Linked DNA regions of Homo sapiens: all the other regions are linked to region 2. A link is a contact called in ENCODE Hi-C or POLR2A ChIA-PET data. All regions are on one chromosome and are shown on one strand. Each heading gives the region's core, a stretch centred on a gene start or an enhancer-like site at or near the end of the contact. The rest is flanking DNA. Distances are from core to core; before and after follow the strand shown.

Region 1 (3,631 bases), core at 227-2,726, 610 kb before region 2:
TAAATTCAGCTGGCATCTCTTGGCTTCATCATAATGTGGCTCAAAATACACACTTCTGGGTGATACAGTTGACCTAAAATAAGCACGGAAAGCCTATTAATTGCTGCAGAGTTGGGAAATTAGATGAGCTGTCAGTGCTCAGACTCGCTGTTAACGGGGCTGTGTTATTGGCGGGATGCCGTGTGAATGCTAACGTGTTGTTTCTGCTCTGTTCCCTCACGCCTTCCCGGATTCAGAGAGAGGTAACCGGCCGATTTTCACTTCTCCCCCCTTCGTGGTGTCTTAACGTGTCTGGCAAAGCTCACTTGCTTTCTTCATGTCGCATTGCCATCCTCACAACCATCCTTGTCTTTGAAAGGCAGAACTTTTGTTTTGTTTTGTTTTGTTTCGCCTCTTATCACCAGCATTTAAAACAGAGTCTGGAATTGCATCTGCGTTCCTCATTCTCTACTGTGTTTGACCCTGGTTGTGGAAGGTGATGGGCTGAGTGATTAAGTCTAACACCAATGTGGTCACTCACTAACGACTGAGAAAAATCTCATCAGTGTGGCAGGGAGTGAATGTGATGGAAATAGGTTATGTGCCATGTTGTAGAAGGAGGCTTTTCATGCTTCTGGAAAAATTAATATCATGGCCGGGCGTGGTGGCTCACGCCTGTAATCCTAACACTTTGGGAGGCCGAGGTAGGTGGATCACTCGAGGTCAGGAGTTCAAGACCAGCCTGGCCAACATGGCAAAATCTCATTTCTACTAAGAATACAAAAAATTAGCTAGGCGTGGTGGTGGGCACCTGTAATCACAGCTACTTGGGAGGCCTAGGCAGGAGAACCACTTGAACCTGGGAGGCAGTGGTTGCGGTGAGCCAAGATGGCACCACTGCATTCCAGCCAGGGTGACAGAGGGATACTCTGTCTCTAAATAAATAAATAAATAAATAAATAATATTAGTGCTTATATTACATATTCTCTAGAATTTGATTGGTAAGGGTTGGCACTAGGCTACTAGCCTAGCCAGAAGCACTGATTCAGTTTCAGTGTCAATTATTAGCCAAAATATATGGTCCTCCCTCTCCACCACAAGAAGGATAGAACCACAGAAAAGACATACCTATGAAACAAGAGATTTTGACCTCAGTTGTGTTTTTCCAATGCTCTGCATGTCCGCCTGCCCGTTTGATTGATTGGGGACTTTAAGCTCCATGATTCCATAGCTCTACCACTTAATAAAAACTCCACTTTTGATGGAATAAGGGAATTTGGAGATAATTCTCCTTGAATGAATGATGGTGGTTCCTGCTGGGCAAAGCGGAGAGACACGAAGGCAGATCTCCTCTTTGTGTCGGAGTTGGTGTCATGTAACCTCCCTGCCTGGTTGGGAGCTGGAAGTGATGAGTCCTCAGCTGGTATTTCCTGCCACACTGGTGTTGTGACTGCCCTCTGCTGGTGGCTGTTTTCCCCTGTGATGTGCTGCTGTCATAGTCCAGTGGTTAAGAGGGAGAGACAGCATAGAGTGGGCGGTGACACCTGCAGGGCTGGTCTTCCAGAGAGTGTGATTAGGAGAATTTGCAGGTTTCACTGACTTTTTAAATCACTTTGAGGAGACCCTGGCGGGGGCAGGTGGTGGAAAGTTCTGGAGGATGAGGGCTGTGCATGTGGATGTGAGCTCCTTCATGTAAAATAACAGCCAGTCCCATCAGAGTCAATGGGGAGGACATTTTCAGGTGTTCGCTAGTTCCTATCCTCCTTGTTTATGTGAGTGTCCTCGCTGGGAGGCAGTTGCTCTGAATATTAACACCAGGACCCTGTTCTAGAGAGGGCTACAGATTCTAGTTTGCCCAAGCCACCTCGATAATTGCAGGTGGTAGAATTTCAGATCTGCTATTTACACACTGTGTCTCATGAGCGTGCCTGGTGAAGAATTCCCTGCTAAGCCTGTGTGTTTACCCAGGTGACGAGTACCTGGGATACTCCTTTCGGAGGCTAAAAAACTTAGCATCTTTTTAAGCTTGCAAAGAAGGAGAAAGTAAGTTAAGCTTACCAAGCGAGAGCCTGAACTTTGTGAAATTAGTGATGCCTGCATGTGATACATGTGACATTGGGTTAAAAAGAACAGAAAACCAGAGTCTTACATGTGTGTGTTTTGCGGGGGGTCATTCTGGATTGGCCATCTGGAAAGATGAAGTTTCTTACGTACTTTCGCTTCCTGATTCCTCCCACTCTCAAAACAAGATTTTTTCAAAGTGCAGTCAGAAAATAAAAGCATCCAGTCTTGAAAACAGGACTCATTCTTCCTCCAGACCTTGTACAGACTGTCAACAACCCACATTTTTGTATAGCCCAGGAACCCTATAATTACACCGTGTTCTCATGTGGGCTTACCTTTTGAATTCTATTTTGGATCTCATGCTAGGCCCTGCACAGGTGAAACAAAGAGGAGAGAAAGCCCTTTGTCCTAAAGTGCCAGAAGTGCGATGTTTGGATCCAATCCGTTTGCTGCTGTCTTATCCTTATTTGCAGATGGGACCTGCCCTTTGCAATAGCATCAATAGAAAGATAAGCTGGGAGGGAAGGGTCACTGGGTACATTTTAGCAAGTCTTAGTATAATTCATATGAGTGCAAATATTTATTAAAAAACACCCCTCGTGGGGCCAGGCGCAATGGCTCATGCCTGTAATCCCAGCACTTTGGGAGTCCGAGGTGGGCGGATCACCTGAGGTCAGGAATTCGAGACCACCCTGGCCAACATGGCGAAGCCCCGTCTCTACTAAAAATATAAAAATTAGCCAGGCATGGTGTCACACGCTTGTAATCCCAGCTACTCGGGAGGCTGAGGCAGGAGAATTTCTTGAACCTGGGAGGCAGAGGTTGCAGTGAGCCGAGATGGCACCACTGCACTCCAGCCTGGGCAACAGAGCGAGACTCCACCTCAAAAAAAAAAAAGAAAAAAGAAAAATCCCTCATGGATAAGGAGACAGTATTTCAAAGTAGGCTTTTTGTTTGACTTCTTTTTCCTCATTTATAATATGGTACCTACCATTTATTGAATGCCTATCATGTGCCAGCCTTCACAAATTCCCTCAATAAAACATGCCATGTATTTGACCTGAGCAACTGTGATTGATGTGAAAGATGTTATCAAATTGTGGATACTTGGTAAGGAATCCCAACAACAGAGAATTGGTGAGAGATTGAGTGTAATGTGACTCTTAACAGAAAAGGACAGGTGAGTTCCTGCCAGTTACATGGGCTCTGGTGCAGCTGACAAGGTCAACTTGTTCTGTGCCACTCCAGAAAGCAAAACTAGATCCTACAAGCAGAAGTTACAGGGAGGCAAGGTTGCGTTCATCATTTAGAAAAAATATATTTTGAGCCAGGTGTGGTGGCACATGCCTGTAGTCCCAGCTACTTGGGAGGCTGAGACGGGAGGATCGCTTGAGTCTAGGAGGTCGAGGCTACAATGAGCTTTGATTGCACCACTGCACTCCAGCCTGGCCGACAGAGTGAGACCCTGTCTCAAAATAATAAAGTGAAAAATAGTATATAAAAATGTTTTAAGAAGACATATATATATTATTCACTGGAGCTTTCCACCAACAGAACAGGCTGATTTATTAAAGAAACGAGATGTCC
Region 2 (3,397 bases), core at 149-2,648:
AACCAGATGAGAAGTCAAAGTAACTCTGAGAGTGAGGAAGACCCTCTGCCCTGGGGGTTCTTGTTGTCTGAAAAGGTGAGGGGGCTTTGGAGGTTTCTATCTTAGTATTTTGTGTTTTCCCCTTAGACGTAAACGTAGCCTTTGTCTGTGAAAATATGAAATCTGCCTGATGTCTGGATAGACCTCCACCAAGTTCAAGATACTTCCCAGCTGTAAAGCACCATCTCTGACTAAGAAAACCATCACATCTCAAGGTTCCCCCCATCCCCAACCCCAGAACCACCAACCACCACCACCATCCAACACACATATTTAAGCCATTGGTGGTGGACAGCATTTCCTGCTTTTACTTGCTGGTCCAAACAGATTGAAGATGACCTCCCTATTGTAACTTCTCTCCTCATTTTTTCCAGACCATTTCTATATATCCTATTTTCTGATTATAAAAGTAGTACATACACATTATAGAACATTTCGAAAACACTGATCCAAAGAAGATAAAAATCAGTTACCACCTAGAACCAAAAGCTGTAAAATATTAGCATACATTTTTCTGGGGTTTTTTATTCAGTGCATCATTTTTTTCCAAAACTAAGAATACCATACTTTATATGCAGTTTGGCATCTTGTTTTTCTTAATTTAACATTTAGGTCTTAATTTAACATTCTATGTCAAGATTCTTGACATAGAAAATGGCTGCATAAAATTTCATTATGTAAATATAGCATCATTTATTTAACCAATTGCCTACTGTTGGATAGTTTAATAATTCCTTATTTTCACTATAGCAACATTGAGTGAATATTTTTAATATAAATATATGATTATTTCTTTAGGATAAATAGATATGAGAGCAACTGCTGGAACAGAAGAGATAAAAAATTGAACCAATTTATATTCCATGTATGGGCCTATCACTGCATCTCTCTATCAACTCTCACTGGGTATAATATTTGCAAGTTTGACTTGTTTTCATTTGCATTTCATTTACAACTGGTGAAGATTAAAATTTTCTCATCTGTTTCTTGACAACATATATTTTTTCTTTTGTAAGTCATCAGTTTTACCTACTTTTCCAGCAAGACGGTCATTGTTTCTTAATGACTTTTAAAATCCTTTTAGAGATTAAGGATATTAATCTTTTATGATTAAATGTGTTGCAAATATATATATATATATAGTGCCCAGGTATTCTGGGAATTCCCCAGATTCCTGGTACTCCCCCTTCACTGAGCAAACCCTAAACAGAATGTAAAGTAGCATGTTCCCTGCTGCGGAAAAAAAACTCAGCATGATGAGATGCCTGAAAGGTCATCTAATTCAACATACTCATTTCTCCCATGAGGAAACCAAGGACTTGAGAGAAGTGGTTAAGCTGCTGGGGGCCCACACGAGGCCCAGAAACTGAACCAGCTGAGTCAGCACACTTTCCATCTACACAGGATTTTTTCAGATACACATTATGCCTACATTGTATAGCCCATACTTAATTTCCTTAATATTTTAAGCACAATGCTCATATAGCTAGATAGACATGCCAAATTATTCACACAGTAGCAACCTTTATTTCTTTGCCTTTTTCCCACAGAAAGATTTTATTGTGTACTGATGGCTTTTTACTCAAAAGGTAGCTGTCAATGTTTTTTGTTTGTTTTTGTTTTTGTTTTTTGTTTGCTTGTTTTCAGAGTCTCACTGTCACCCAGGCTGGAGTGCAGTGGCGAGATCGGCTCACTGCAACCTCCACCTCTCAGGTTCAAGTGATTCTCGTGTCTCAGCCTCCCGAGTAGCTGGAATTACAGGCATGCACCACCACACCCGGATAATTTTTGTATTTTTAGTAGAAACGGGATTTCGCCATGTTGGCCAGGCTGGTCTCGAACTCCTGACCTCAAGTGATCCACCTGCCTTGGCCTCCCAAAGTGCTGAGATTACAGGCGTGAGCCACCACACCCAGCCACAGCTCCCAGTTTTAATATAAAAATACTTTTTAAACACCTGTTCCCTTTCTCATCCACTTCCTTCGAGATGGATCATCTCTTTTTAGGAGAAATCATTAAGCTTTCCAGCATTCTCTAGAAGTAGGATAACCCCTTAACTTGCAGATTGCTTAAGCTATAAAAGAAGTCAAGGCATTTAATAATTTGTTCTGGATATGCAGCCCAGAGCACTGGAAGGAGTGAGGTGATTTAGTTTTAGTTTCAGTGTGTAAGGCTGCCGATATGCAATTGTTTGCAAAGGGCCCATGTTGTGGAGTTGACAGTCACGGTTAGATATTTTTTTCTTTTTCTTTTTTTTTTTTTTTTTTTGAGATGGAGTTTCACTCTTGTTACCCAGGCTGGAGTGCAATGGCGTGATCTCGGCTCACCACAAACTCCACCTCCTGGGTTCATGCGATTCTCCTGCCTCAGCCTCCCAAGTAGCTGGAATAACAGGCATGCGCCACCACACCCAGCTAATTTTGTATTTTTAGTAGAGATGGGGTTTCTCCATGTTGGTCAGGCTAGTCTTGAACTCCCGACCTCAGGTGATCCGCCCGCCTCAGCCTCCCAAAGTGCTGGGACTACAGGCATGAGCCACCGCACCCAGACAGTCACGGTTAGATTTTCATCTCCCTTGCTGAGCAGCAGTATAACCTTGGGCAAGTCACATAACTACAACTGCAAAATGTGAATTAATCATGCATCGTTTGCAGGATTTTTTTTTTAAGGCAACTGAAAAGAATCTATCTCCCATGCCTAGATGAATGCCTGGCCCTTAGCAGATAAGGATAACAATAAACACATTTGCCAGACGCTGTTTGAAGTGCTTTATAAAAATTACCTCCTTTAATCATTACAACAAGACTGCATGTGGTCAATATCATTTTTGTCTCATTTTTACAGCTGGGGGAACTAGGGCACAGAGAAGTAAAGTACCTTGTCCAAGATGACAAGCTAATGAGAAGAGATGCTGGGGTTCAGACTCTGGCAGTCCAGCCTCTGAGCCCATTCATAGGTCTCTACCTCCCCTCTCCCTACCTCTCTCTTAGTGAGAGCCTGCCTATCCTTCAAACCTTGATGAAACTGAGCAATCCTAAAACAGTGGCAGAGGGTGAGGAAGAAAGGCCGGAAATACATTTTTCTGCTGGTGGGTGATTTCCTTCTTACTACAAGCCTGATTTCTTACAGCATTTTAAAGATTCTTCCTCAGTCAGACACTCTCACACACCATTTGATGAGCAGAAGACCACCATCTTTGCAGAGCGCACTTGAACAGAATCCAGCGGCGTCCTTCGTGTATTTGACACCCACAACTGATCATCTATCAACCTCTCTCCTCTAGGTGACAAAATTATTTTCCTAGCAATGCGTAAGAATCAGGAACAGACTGTTTATTTTTTATTCCTTCTTTAGCTTT
Region 3 (3,453 bases), core at 529-3,028, 770 kb before region 2:
ACCATGTTAGCCAGGATGGTGTCAATCTCTTGACCTCATGATCCTGCCCACCTCACCCTCCCAAAGTGCTGGGATTACAGGCATGAGTCACTGCACCCGGCCCAAGATACAGTAATATTTTCTACTGAGTTAAAGATAAGTCATACTATGTTTGGGAGACATCTTATCTCACTCTTACTCCATTTCTTGGTTTTGATCCATTGACTGATTCAACTATCATACTTTAACTTCAAGAGCAATCTTATTTTCTTCATTTGCAAGTCTTGGAGAAAATCTCGTTGCAGCTAGTAAGTTTGGCCTGTAGTCTGTCTGCATCAGAACTCCTAGGTGTTTCTTTTTTTTTTTTTTGAGATGAGTCTTGCTCTGTTGCCCAGGCTGGAGTGCAGTGGCGCGATCTCGGCTCACTGCAAGCTCCACCTCCCAGGTTCACGCCATTCTCCTTCCTCAGCCTCCCGAGTAGCTGGGACTACAGGCGCCCGCTACCGTGCCCGGCTAATTTTTTGTAATTTTTAGTAGAGACGGGGCTTCACCATTCACAGGATGGTCTTGATCTTCTGACCTTGTGATCTGCCTGCCTTGGCCTCCCAAAGTGCTGGGATTACAGGTGTGAGCTACCGCGCCCAGCCTCTCCTAGGTGTTTCTTTAAATGTAGATACCTGGGCCCTACCTGTGCCTTACAGACTCAGACGCAGGTAGTGGGTCTCAGGAACCTGCATTTTAACTTCCTCCTCTATGCATCATTTGAGAAGCATGGCTCAGATTCTGACACAGGAACTGCTTTAGTTAGGGCCTTCTGTTGTGTTTGAAGTGCTGTGTTCCTATTATAATGGATACTGATCTGGCTAACATTTAACAAGAATCACAGCCTTAATGAAAAACGTGGAAAACATTTATTTTCTTTTAAAAAATAATATTTTCTTTTGTTTTTGATAGAATCAAGTAGAAGTGGCCAGGCATGATGGCTTATGCTGTAATCCCAGCACTTTGGGAGGTTGAGGCAGGAGGATTGCTTGAGGCCAGGAGTTTGAGACCAGCCTGGGCAACATAATGAGACTTCATCTCTATAAAAAATAAACAAAAAATTAGCTGGGTATGATGGCACGTGCCTGTAGTCCCAGCTACTCAGGAAGCTGAGGTGGGAGGATCTCCTTGAGCCCCGGAGGTCAAGGCTGCAGTGAGCCAAGATCACACCACTGCACTTCAGCCTGGGAGACAAAGGGTAACCCTGTCTCAAAAAACATTTTTGTTAAAAAAAAAAAAAAAAAAAAAAAAGAGAGAAGAGTTCTTAATTGCTCCTGTGCTCCAGAAATTAAACTACTGGAAATCTCTTCTCTTGTTCTTGTCCCTAAAATGGAATTTGTGCCATAAGCTTTACTGCACTATGAACACTGAATATTTAAATCCCAGCTGTGCTATTACTAAATGGATGATTGTGGCTGAGTCACTTAACACCATACGTTTCCTCCTCTGTCAAATAGGGTTAATAATAGTCTCTGCCTTGTGGGGTGGTTGTGATGATTAACTGAAACAAGACATGTGGGGCACAGAACGTAGTGATTGCCATGTAGTAAGGGCTCAGCAAAAATTGGATTTTATAAATATTCTGGTATGGAAAATTAATTCTCCCACTGAAGGAAAAGCACAGAGAGAGAGTAAAAGAGGGACTACGATTGTGTACACAAACAGAAAATAACTTCAGATAAGCAGCAGAGTAGACTAGAACAAGTAGGCAGGAAGACAGTGTTTCACAACGTAGAGATCCTGCACATGGCAGGCCGGCCTATCTCCATCCGGCCCTGTGGTTTGGCTTGTTCGTCATTGCCCATGAGCCTCGGTCTTACTTGAAGGGGTGAGGAAGGTGATGGGTCCTGAGGGTGGTGCAGCTCCCTGGCCTGGACATCGGGGGTCGGTCTTCTGCTCGTGATACTCCTGCTCGCTGGCTTCATACTTCCCGCGTTACTTCCAGGGGTTACCAGCGTTTCCATCCAGTCATTTCACACACCTCATTGAACAATTTTCCAAGTGTTGGTTTGCTCTCTTCCTTACTACATATTAATGAGGTGTCCAAGACTGCTGTTCAGCACGTATCTAAAATGTTGTTTAACTACATCAGAAGGTAAATCTATAGCTGCTGAAGCGAACTAAAAAGCTGTGTCAATCTGGTGCAGTGGCTCACACCTGTAATCCCAGTGCTTTGGGAGGCTGAGGTGGGAGGATAGTTTGAGGCTAGGAGTTTGAGACCAGCATGGGCAACATAGAAAGACCCCCCCCCATCTCTACCAAAAATAAATAAATAAATAAAATTAGCTAAGTGTAGTGCCGTGCACCTTTAGTACCAGCTACTCGGGAGGCTGAGGCAGAGGATGTCACTTGGGCCCAGGTGGTCAAGGCTATAATTATGCCACTGGCTTCCAGCTTGTGCAACAGAGTGAGACCCTGTCTCTTAAAAACAAGCAACAAACAAAAAAGGCAGCTGCATTGATAATCAGTCAGGTAAAGCATCGTCATTTTCACTTTCAAAAAGTTGTTCTGAGTATTAAGTGTTAGCAAAGATGCTTTTCTCTCTGTAGTATTTTTAGCCTTAACAGTTTTCACTCTTAATTTCAGTGTGAGTGTGGTGTGTGTGGTGTCTGTGCGTGAGTGTGAGAGAGAGAGATGGGGAGGAGGAGGGAGAGTGAGAGCAGTGTTCTGATTGTAGAACACCCTCACAGGTAGAATTGTTATAACTTTCTAATTGCAGACCACTCTCATAGAAGATTCTTAAGGAAACCTCAGCCCACCTTCTGAAGGGATGAGACGAGTAGCATCTTCAAGTGAAATGCCCTCTGGGGTCTGAAGGTTCTAAAAAAAATCCTAGAAAACCAAGGAAGATGGTGAATTATGGAAGAACTACCCAGATGATTTTCAAAGCTGTAAATTAACAAGTGTGTCTGTTTTAGGAGGAGGGGGTGAAAAGTCTAGGGTGTGTGTGTGTGTTTTTCTTTCTTCTTTTCTCTGTTCACTTGCCAAAAACAAACAAAAATGACCTCACTTCAGACACAGGGATAAAAGCAGGAGGAAATTGCTATAGTTAGAACACTATAGGTTTTTTTTCCCCCTGTACTTTTTGGATACATATTTTTAAAAAAATAAATAGGATCACTTACTCTGGCCTAGCACAATTTCATCTAAAGTGTTTTGAAAGTTATAGTCTTAATTTTAGGGACAGAATAGGTTATCGTAAGGGGTGTGAGGGTTTTTAAATGCAAGGCATTTTCCAGGGGACTTTTAAAAATCAATACCAGGAAGCAAAATAAAAAATTTAAAAATCAAAACCCAGCAAGGCACGGTGGCTCACACCTGTAATCCTAGCACTTTGGGAGGCCAAGGCAGGCAGATTTCTTGAGCCCAGGAGTTCGAGACCAGCCTGGGCAAAATGGTGAGATCTCATTTCTACAAAAAAAAAAAAAAAAA

What was found. Hi-C counts contacts between places; a loop is a spot of excess contacts on that map. ChIA-PET counts read pairs that join two places held with the same protein, here RNA polymerase II (POLR2A). Pooled maps may share reads with other maps.
Region 1: a loop to region 2 is called in a pooled map, with 4 times the contacts of the local background. The contact joins two enhancer-like sites. A Hi-C loop is called at or near these places in 1 of 37 single-sample maps with no recorded cell type and 4 of 50 pooled maps. POLR2A ChIA-PET finds 5 or more read pairs at or near these places in 2 of 52 experiments (both activated CD4-positive, alpha-beta T cell).
Region 3: a loop to region 2 is called in a map with no recorded cell type, with 16 times the contacts of the local background. The contact joins two enhancer-like sites. A Hi-C loop is called at or near these places in 3 of 37 single-sample maps with no recorded cell type and 4 of 50 pooled maps.

The regions. Positions count from the first base shown.
Region 1 is chr4:40,838,981-40,842,611 of GRCh38, reverse strand. The region is part of intron 12 of APBB2 (amyloid beta precursor protein binding family B member 2); the gene reads left to right. Among named protein-coding and RNA genes, the nearest start is that of NSUN7, 91 kb to the right of the region's middle. RefSeq lists enhancers at 1,161-1,662, 1,814-1,913, 1,934-2,023. Within about 2 kb of position 1,476, at least 7 of the 41 ENCODE cell types and tissues checked have a DNase peak (open chromatin) inside an H3K27ac peak, as active enhancers do.
Region 2 is chr4:40,225,437-40,228,833 of GRCh38, reverse strand. All of the region lies in intron 1 of RHOH (ras homolog family member H), which reads right to left. Among named protein-coding and RNA genes, the nearest start is that of RHOH, 30 kb to the right of the region's middle. RefSeq lists an enhancer at 1,256-1,305. Within about 2 kb of position 1,398, at least 5 of the 41 ENCODE cell types and tissues checked have a DNase peak (open chromatin) inside an H3K27ac peak, as active enhancers do.
Region 3 is chr4:40,991,181-40,994,633 of GRCh38, reverse strand. All of the region lies in intron 6 of APBB2 (amyloid beta precursor protein binding family B member 2), which reads left to right. Among named protein-coding and RNA genes, the nearest start is that of APBB2, 220 kb to the left of the region's middle. RefSeq lists a silencer at 3,452-3,453. Within about 2 kb of position 1,778, at least 9 of the 41 ENCODE cell types and tissues checked have a DNase peak (open chromatin) inside an H3K27ac peak, as active enhancers do.